3 separate regions of the Homo sapiens genome follow, and all the other regions are linked to region 3. The links are chromatin contacts, found by Hi-C or POLR2A ChIA-PET in ENCODE. All regions are on one chromosome and are shown on one strand. Each heading gives the region's core, a stretch centred on a gene start or an enhancer-like site at or near the end of the contact. The rest is flanking DNA. Distances are from core to core; before and after follow the strand shown. Region 1 overlaps MACROD1 (mono-ADP ribosylhydrolase 1). Region 2 holds the start of FLRT1 (fibronectin leucine rich transmembrane protein 1). Region 3 holds the start of SPINDOC (spindlin interactor and repressor of chromatin binding).

Evidence for each region. Hi-C counts contacts between places; a loop is a spot of excess contacts on that map. ChIA-PET counts read pairs that join two places held with the same protein, here RNA polymerase II (POLR2A). Pooled maps may share reads with other maps.
Region 1: a pooled map shows a loop between it and region 3 (2.8-fold over the local background). The contact joins the enhancer-like site here to the promoter of SPINDOC in region 3. A Hi-C loop is called at or near these places in 2 of 50 pooled maps. POLR2A ChIA-PET finds 5 or more read pairs at or near these places in 3 of 52 experiments (MCF 10A, WTC11 and activated CD4-positive, alpha-beta T cell).
Region 2: POLR2A ChIA-PET joins it to region 3 with 10 read pairs in Panc1. The contact joins the promoter of FLRT1 here to the promoter of SPINDOC in region 3. POLR2A ChIA-PET finds 5 or more read pairs at or near these places in 3 of 52 experiments (A673, K562 and Panc1).

What each region holds. Positions count from the first base shown.
Region 1 is chr11:63,999,648-64,002,407 of GRCh38, reverse strand. It overlaps MACROD1 (mono-ADP ribosylhydrolase 1), which reads left to right. Exons shown (of 11, transcript NM_014067.4): 5 at 2,065-2,181; 6 at 2,645-2,760. Among named protein-coding and RNA genes, the nearest start is that of OTUB1, 15 kb to the right of the region's middle. RefSeq lists enhancers at 1,338-1,845, 1,858-2,760 and a silencer at 1,531-2,110. Within about 2 kb of position 1,428, at least 5 of the 41 ENCODE cell types and tissues checked have a DNase peak (open chromatin) inside an H3K27ac peak, as active enhancers do.
Region 2 is chr11:64,034,128-64,037,244 of GRCh38, reverse strand. FLRT1 (fibronectin leucine rich transmembrane protein 1) reads right to left here and starts at 1,314. Exons shown (of 3, transcript NM_013280.5): 1 at 1,086-1,314. All of the region lies in intron 3 of MACROD1 (mono-ADP ribosylhydrolase 1), which reads left to right. RefSeq lists enhancers at 1-371, 372-1,274.
Region 3 is chr11:63,811,979-63,814,972 of GRCh38, reverse strand. SPINDOC (spindlin interactor and repressor of chromatin binding) reads right to left here and starts at 1,517. Exons shown (of 6, transcript NM_138471.3): 1 at 1,160-1,517. The coding sequence starts at 1,286. RefSeq lists a silencer at 1,412-1,881.

The DNA of each region.
Region 1 (2,760 bases), core at 179-2,678, 190 kb before region 3:
CAGCTCCCTCCACCTCCCTTGCGCCCCCAGGTCAGCCCCAAAGGCCTGGCTGCAGGCCAGTCCACTTCCGCAGGAAACATTAAATTCCTGAAACACTGAGCTCCACTTCCCCGCACGGGCCCCCACAGCTGGCCGAGGTCGCCTGCAGGGCGGTGAGCCCCCAGAGACTTCGAGCAGCCGGTGCCAGGTGCTCGACCCGGGAGGCTCCTAGGAGAGCCAGCTCAGACAGATCCCTGGGCTCACCCCCACACACTGTGAACACCCTGTGTGCACCCACCTCCCATCACACTGATGTACACATACCCGAACATGCCCACACTGTCACACTGTTGTTAATAACAGGATACACTCATGACCTCCATTCTTGCCAAGCACTGCCTTAAGCACATTACAAAGTTAGTTTAACTCAATCCTTCCAACAGCCCAATGAGCTCTGAGGTGGGTGCTATTATCCCATTTTCCAGATGGAGCAACTGAGACCCAGAGAGGTTAAATGATATGTGAGGGGTCACACATCTGTGGCTGGCAGAGCCAGGATGTGAACTCACGTTGCCCAGCTCCACAGCCCAGCCACGGCACCCCATTCGGAACACTCACTTCCCAGCACTGGGAGCTCCAGCCTGGACGCCCGCTCTGGGCCCTGCCTTCTTGCTCCATCTCAGCCTCGCCCTGGGCTACAGCTGCCTTTCTCCCTGCAGAGGAGAGGAGCAGGTGGAAGGGATCCAGGCCTGAGCCGTTCTCAGCGTTCCCCTAACCTCTCTGCCCACCCATCCCTGGGACGCTCTGGGAAATTGCCTGGTGCCAGCTCTGAGTAAAGTTGCAGAATGAGGTTTAATTGTGCCCCCAGGGCACGAGATCAAACAGCAAAAGAAAGGGGTGTGAGCTACCTGGCATCCCTGGAACTGTGCCGAGACTGAGGTGATGAAGGAGAAGGTGGCCTTGGTTTGTCCATCTGTAAAATGGGGAATGATGGTCCTCTCTTGATGCCCGCCTGTGAGCACCAGGCAGCTGGTGCCTGAGGAGCTCCTGGCGTGGGCGATCAGAGCTGCCAAAGATGGGCCCTGTCCTCCCGGCCAGCACGCGGCGTTTTCCTCTGTGGGAGGGTCGCTGTCCCGGTATTCCAGATAAGAGGGTGGACGCCAGAGAGGGGAAGGGGCAGGATCTCACAGCCGATGAGGGGTGAGCCCGGGCTGGACCCAGGCCTGCCTGAGGCCGCGCCTCTCCTGCGCGGTGCCCTGGCGAGGTTGGGCTGCTGGAGCGTTTCCTCCATGCCTCCCGCTGCGCCCCGGTTGTTTATCTGCGCCCGGGTCCCCAGGGTCGCTCGCGAGGCCCTGCAGCCGCCCTCGGATAAACAAGCCCATGCGGGGCCGTAATTAAGCTGGATGCGCTAACGAGGCGGTTCATTAACCAGCTGGGGTTTGCGCGCCAGGAGACTCGGGCCCGGGCGTCGGGCTCACCTCCCCGCGCGGCTGGAAGACCCAGACTCCAGCTACAGATCTGATCACCCTGTAACAAGGTGGCCTCGGTTTCCTCATCCGCAAAATGGGTCCTAGGGTTTGCCGCCGCCCCGTGATGGGGCGCCGCCTGGGGAGGTGGGCCTTGGGATCGCACCGACGCTGAGGCCCGGGCGGAGGCAGCGACTGGTCGCGGGCCCTGCAGCGCGCCCGGGACAGGGCTAGGGAGGGGCGTCGGGGAGGAAGCTTCCCCGTCACCCCGGCTCGGGCGGCGGTTCCTGTCCCGGCGGCCCCCGCCTCCCGGAGCCGCCCTGCCTGGGCCCTGGCGGCGCGGCCTGGAAGGGACAGGGTGGGCCGGGTGCGCCCCCTGCCGGCCTCCTTGCGCGACTTCCCGCCAGGCCCAGGGCCGTCCCGCTCTGCGCCTCGGTTTCCCCAGATGTGAAACATTCCGGGCGGGGGTGGGGGCAGCGGCCGCGGCCGGAGGCCACGGGGTTGGGGCGCGGCTCCGCATGGGTCCTCGCATCGCCGAGGGGCTTCTCGGGACTGAGGGTGCTCACCCCGGGGCCGCAGCCTTGCCAGGCCAGCTCAGTCGCGCCCGCCCTTCCCGCAGTGGACGGCTGCATTCATCGGGCCGCCGGCCCCCTGCTTACCGACGAGTGCCGGACCCTGCAGAGCTGTAAGACTGGCAAGGCCAAGATCACCGGCGGCTATCGGCTCCCGGCCAAGTGTGAGTCCCCGACGCGCCCCCAGCTGTGGGGCGCAGACAGGGCGCCCGTGTGTCACTGGGACATCAGGGGTGCGGCCCCCACAGGAGTGCTGGGGAACTCCTCAGGGGGCCCTTCTTAACCTTAAGGGCCAAGACCCGGCCCCCACCCCGCACACCCCAGGAAGCACATGGGGGAGACCGTGCGTGGAGGCTGAGGATGGAGCTGGGGGGCAACGCCTTCGCGCCCACACTCGCGCTCGGGTCTCAGCCGGGCCCATACAGATGTGGGGAGGGGGCGCGGGGCTCTGTGCGCGTGCGGATTCGGGCTCGAGGGGGCCCACAGGGGTGGGGGCCTTCGCGGAGGAGGCTCAGCGCTTGGGGGGAAAGGTGTTTCCTGCCCCCTTCTGCCCAGGCCGGCAGGGGGAAGCGAGGGAGCTGAGGACCGCGTAGACCCCCGCCGGTCTGACCCCGTCGCCCCCCGTAGACGTCATCCACACAGTGGGGCCCATCGCCTACGGGGAGCCCAGCGCCAGTCAGGCTGCCGAGCTCCGCAGCTGCTACCTGAGCAGTCTGGACCTGCTGCTGGAGCACCGGCTCCGC
Region 2 (3,117 bases), core at 65-2,564, 220 kb before region 3:
GAGCCACCTGGGGAGGGGGATGTGGAGGGGCTGGTTTCCATCCAACCCGAGGGCGTAGGGGCCGCGGTGAGGCAGGGCTGTTCTCAGTCACCCCTCACCTCCGTCCCCAGCCTTGGCTGTATTTATTCACATCAGAGCTCTGGCTTGGGCCTCGGGGGCCTGGCACACCCCAGCTGGGCTGTATTCTCTCAAAACTGCCCACCCTGGAGGGCCTCGAAGACCTCCCGGGGCCACCGGGAAGGCTGTGGCAGCTCCCTGGTGTCCCTGTTCCACAACTTTCTCCTCCTCGGGGAGCTCTGATCAACCACGGTTCCCTGCAGCTGGGCGACAACACTCCCCAGCCTTCCTCCCCGGGGTCTCCAGTGCCCGCGAGGAGGGGCGTGCGCCGCCGGGTCGGGCCGCCTCCTTGTCTTGAGAGCTGGGGGATGGGGGGTGCCCGCCGCCCCCCGCCCAGGCACCATGGTCTCACCGTTCCAGCCGCCAGGTGTACGGCCCCAGCCCCCGCCCGGCTCAGGGCTGACGGTCCACAGCGCGCACAGGGAGGGAAGTTGGAGGCTGCTCATGCCCCCCTTGAAGTCGTTTTAAAAATAAAACCTCGCTCCAACCGTGACTCACGCGGCTGGTGGGGACGGGAGCGCGGCGCCCAGGCCGGCCGGCTGTCCCTGGCCGCGCGCCCTCCTCCGGTTCCCGAGTGCGGGAGCTGGGACCCACATGACCGGCCTGACGCCCCCCACGGGCCAGGCCCCCTCCCTGGGGGGTGCAGCGAGGGCTTGGACTAGAGCTCCAGCTGAGCCCCCGCCCTTTCCAGCCTCGGCTCGGGAGAGCTGAGCCGCCGGCCGCGCACCCCGCGCCTCCCCGCGGCGGGGCCAGCGCCACCGCTACTGGTGCTTGGCTCTTGACTCAGGGACCCCCACCCCAAATCCCAAAGGCTGGGCGTCCCATCTCCCGCCGCTCTGGGGCAAAGCCAGGCTGCCTGACCCCGTGGCGCTTCGGTGCCCCCGGGCCCCCGGCCCCCGCCCCGTCGGCTCTGGCGCCCTGTCCCAGACGCGCGGACCCCGACCCCCGCCCGGTGCAGCCAGCCCTACCTGCGCAGCGGCCGGGGAGGCGGGTCTCCTCGGGAAACTTTGCGGTGACGGCTGGAGCCTCAGGGGTTATTCCAAGGAGCGGGCGGGAACCAGAGCCGGAGGGCGCCCAGGGGGGCCCGGGAGAGGAGCCCCCGGCGCGCGGCAGAGCACGGTGGCGGGCCCGGAGCGGGGGGCGCGCGGCGGCGCATCTGCCCGGCTCGGGCGCCCGGCGGAGCCGCGGGAGGAGTGCGGGGGGTGCGTCCAGCGGCGGGGTGCGTGTGCCCGGGCGGGTGCGCTCGGCGGCGGGGCGGGGACCAGCGGCGGTGCCCGCGCGAGCGGCGGCGGCGAGCAGGGCGCGGGGAACCAGGCTGTGCGGCCGCCTCTCCCCTCGCGGCGGCGGCGGCGGGGGCCGTGCGTGCAGGCGCGGAGCGGGGAGGGAGAGGAGGAGGAGGGGAGGGGGAGGAGGACGGGGGCGCCGCGCTGCGCACTGGCCGGCGGGACCCGGCGCGGGAGGCTGCGCCGCCGCGCGGGGATTCTGGCCCAGCCGGGGAGAAGCGGCCTCCGCGCCCCCCTCCCCCGCCCTCGGCTAAACTGGCTGGGGGAAGGGCGGGTGGGGGAGCCGACCCCTCTGGGGAGTTGGGGGAGGGAGGCTCCCAAAGCCAACCTCCACCGTGGAGGCGGGGGAGAAAGGGGTTCTAGCTCACGCGCCGCCTCCCCAGCACCCTCCTCTCCGCACCCACTCATTCAACCATCCCTCCAGCCATCCATTCATTCATTCATTCATTCATCCGTCCACCCGTGCATTCATTCACAAACAGGTACCCACCGCCTACTCTGCATGCCAAAGTAACCCCTTCCTTCCTGCCTGGCGCCCCTTCCCTGGGCAGACCCTCTCATCCGCCGCGTGCTGTAAACACCCGGGCGCTCCCCAGCAATACCCCTCCCACCTATTAAGGGGGCAGTGCCAGGGTCCCATGCCAGCGCCCCCTCCCATCCCCAGCTGACTGTGACCTTGGCCAAGTTGCTGAACCTCTCCCAGCCTCAGTGTCCTGGATTGTGAAATGGGACCGTTACTACCTAGCTCCAAAGGTTACTGTGAGAGATGAAGAAGACCTTGAATGGGAGGGTGGCTGGCCCAGTGCCTGGCACCTATTAGAGACTGGGAAGATGTTCATGCCTGTGGGTGGCATCCGGGTGGGGTGAGGGAGTGTTTAGACCAGACAGCCTCCTCTTAGCCTGAAAGTCCCCGTGCTCTTGGCATTCGCTGGGACACTAAGTAAGGGACTCTCCCATATACCCAGCCTGGCCTGCCCTGGTCAGACCTCATCACCTTGTCAGTGGCTGCTCTGAGTCCCAAGCCTGCCCAGAGCCCCCACCAGGGCCCCAGTGCTCCTGATCCACCCTCAGACCGCCCACAGTCTGGCTGGGACCCCCTCTGCCGGCCCTGCTCTTTGCTGTCCATCGAGGCCTGGGGGCCACCTCCCCTCTGGGATGCCCTCCCAGATCCCCTTGGGGAGGGTCCCCCCTACAGAGACTCCAGCACCTCTCCCCCTCCTTTCCCTGTGCAAACCCAGCCCTCTTGCGCCCAGTCCGGGAACAGACTGGGGCCTAGCCTGAGGCCGCCGCCTCTGGCCTCTGTGCGCTCTGCATGCGCCTGTCTTTGCCCTTCCTGCCTCTCCCTCCTCACTTCACCCTTCTAATTTCCCTCCCCTTAACTCCCTTTCTTCTTTCTCCCAATTTCTACTCAATTCACCAAACAGCTATTTTTTCCTCCCAATTTTTATTTATTGCCCAAACAGCATTATACCAACAATAAAAGAAAGAAAAATCACCCACAATGCCACCGCCCTGTGGCGTCAACAGCTTCCGTTCCTCTGCTCCCTTCCAGGCTTGTCCATGCAGAGACGGCTGTAATTTTTACAGAGCTGTGGTTTCCGTCCCGCCTTCCCAGACCCCCAGATGGACGTGTGGCCCTGGGGCTCTGTCATTCCTCCATCCCAGCACTTGGCGTGTGGCTCAGGAATTATGTTCAAGCCTTCCTCCTCTTCTGAAC
Region 3 (2,994 bases), core at 268-2,767:
GCCTAAAGTAGACGTCCAGTGAATATTGGTTGAATGAATTCACCTGTCTATTCCTGCCCTAACAGTGGGGATAAGGCCACCCTTGCAGGGTTGAGAGGATTAACTGAGACAGCCTCTGACAATGCCCAATGAACACTCAACAAATATTAGCAGAAGTAGGAAAACAACCTATCTTTTGGACTAAATGCTCCGAGAAGGGAGGTGACCTTTATTTCCCTCATGAATTTTATAACCCTTCCAGTTCCAAAAAGGATGACAGGCAGTGCAGGCAGACATCATTCTGTTCGGCTGAAGTTCAATGAATGGCATTGCTGCTCTCAACCTCTTTTGGGTACTATCCCGCCTAAGAAAAGCGGGGTGGGAGAATGGAAATATATTTGCATTTTCATGCATATTAAGTCTCCCACAAAGATGGCTCTTTGTTTTCTTACGGTTTGCAAGCTCCTGAGGACTAGAAATCGGTGAAGGGGGAGGGGAGAGCGAGTGTTCTGAGATTGTTCCTCCCATCCCCTCCCAAAGCTAATCTCGTTCTAGCACTGCACTGCTTTTCCAAACTAGCTGTTGTATGCAGTCCCATTCATCCCTTCTCTCCAGAACTTGACACCTGTGGCTCCTGCAAGTGGAAGGCCCGGGAATGGGAATGAAGCGGGGTGGTGGGCAGGGAAGCGTTATGCTCGGAGAGCCCTTAAAATTCTCCTGGAGGTCGGCAGCGGCGCCCGCCTGTAGCCTCCGGCCTAGAGGCTTCGCCGCCCCTCGGACTAGAACACAGCCCGGCCGTTGTGCTTGCCTCCCCTTCCCAGGCTGTGAGACGGCGGCCGCAACCACCCAGCGCCTCTGGGGATCCGGCCTCTGGTGCTGGGCCCGGGAGAGGGGGCGCTTGGGCACCGGAAGATCCGGAGCGTGCGGGGCGTGGATCGAAGTCTCCAGACCCTGGGCGGGGGAAAGGGGAAGGGAGGGGGAAATCGAGGAGGCCTGAGCTTCTAAACCATGGTGGGGGAGGTGCAAGAGCGCGCCCTGGACCCAGATCCGAGAGGGAAACCTGGGCCCCAAGGCTGAAGGGGGTGAGAAGGTGCCCGGGTCCCGGACCCCGACTGGGGAGGGACGGCCCCAGCCCCGGCCCCGCACCGTGACGCGGAAGTGGAATCCCCTCCATCCTCACCTCTGAGCATCGGCTCGGGCCGCGGAATTACGGCCACCACCATGGCCTCCTCCTCGTCCTCCCCTTCCTCGCATTTCAGCGTCACCTCGAAGCAGTCGAGTGCGGCGCCCTCGGCCTTTAGGGCCATGGTGCGGCCGTGGGCGATAGCAGTGGCCGGAGGACTGGCGCGCAGGCTTCGGCGCGCAGCCGGCAACCGCCTCCCGCCTCCTGGCCGGAATAGCGCCGGGCCCGCCGCCCGCCCCGCGCAGCCCCCTCCCCGCCGCCCGCCCGCCGCTCGCCGGCCGGGCCTGCGACCGGCGCGTCCGGGCCTCCCCGAGACCTCGGCGCGTCGGGAGCCCGGGCGGGGAGGGCTCAATCCGGGGCCCCTGCCCCCCGCCGCTCCCTTTTATGGAGGCTCATTGTCGGCGCCCGCCCGGCCGGCCAGCCGCGGACCCGCCCCCGATGCCGCGCGGCCAATCGCGCGTGGCCCCGCCCCGGGCACGCGGCCCCGTTAGAAACCCTGGACCCGGGAGGCGGCGGGAAGGGCCGAGGGGACCCGGGGCCACCCGGTGCGCAGAGGCAGAGGGGCCCCCAAAACCCGCAACGCGGGCCCCTCAGTCTGCGGGCCAAGCCCGGGGTTTCCCTCCATTAAGAAGTCAGTTGGGCGTTTCTGCTGGCGTGGAGAGCGCTACCAGGTGCCCCCGGATTTTGATCGGGAGTCGCTTTTGCCTTTCCGTGGACAAGCCTTCCTCCGCCAGCAGATGCCCCGGGCAGGAAGAGAAGCGGTGGGTGAGTGGAAAGGGCCTTGGTATGGAAACGCAGAGACCGAATTCCTTCTCATCTGCCAGCTCCGTGGCCGTGGGCACATTATCTGTTTTCTTAGTCCGGCTCATCGTTTCTTTCAAAAACCATTTTGGACCCTTCTGGGAAGGCAAAGAAGAGAAGCAGAGTGGACTGTGAGCGGACATAAACCACCCTGATGGGTATGATTTCCATTTTTGGCACGGGAGTCCGGAGATTTTGTGACCCTCTCCAAGGACACACAGCAATCCCTTGAGAGCCCCAAGACCAGAGTCCAGTTGCCATGACATTGCTGCCCTATAACCACACTCTGGGTGAGCTTTTACTTCTGTGACATGGAATGTGCATCTCCCTCTTCTATAGCAACCCTCATGAGATTTCAGCTCAGAAAATGCAAAATGTCTGACACTGAAAATCCATCTTCGAATGTCGTTATATCAGACCAGACACAGTAGTATTCAGAATCGCGTAGTAGGATGGGGGTGTGAGAAGAGGTGTGAACTAGTCTATATGGATTGCAGTCAATTTTTTAATTTTTTTTTTTTTGAGACAGAGTCTCGCTCTGTCACCAGGCTGGAGTGCAGTGGCGCTATCTCGGCTCACCACAACCTCCGCCTCCCAGGTTCAAGCTATTCTCCCGCCTCAGCCTCCTGGGTAGCTGGGACTACAGGCACGTGCCACCATGCCCGGCTAATTTTTGTATTTTTAGTAGAGACGGGGTTTCAGCATGTTGGCCAGGATGGTCTTGATCTCTTGACCTCATCATCCGTCTGCCTCGGCCTCCCAAAGTGGGATTACAGGCGTGAGCCACCGCGCCTGGCCTTGCAGTCTATTTTTAAGGGAATTATTTTGTTATGTGCAAGTGTATCTGATATTTTAAAGGTTTTACAACAAAGGTATTACCAAGCCTGTTTAACTATTTCTGCTGAATGGTCATTCTCTACCATTTGCTACAGATCCCTTCCGTGCCCCTCTGCTCTGCTCTGTATTGCAGTGGGCTGAGTCTTGCGGGGGGCAGTTTCTCAGGCTCCCAGAGCATCTGGCTTCAGGCCTCG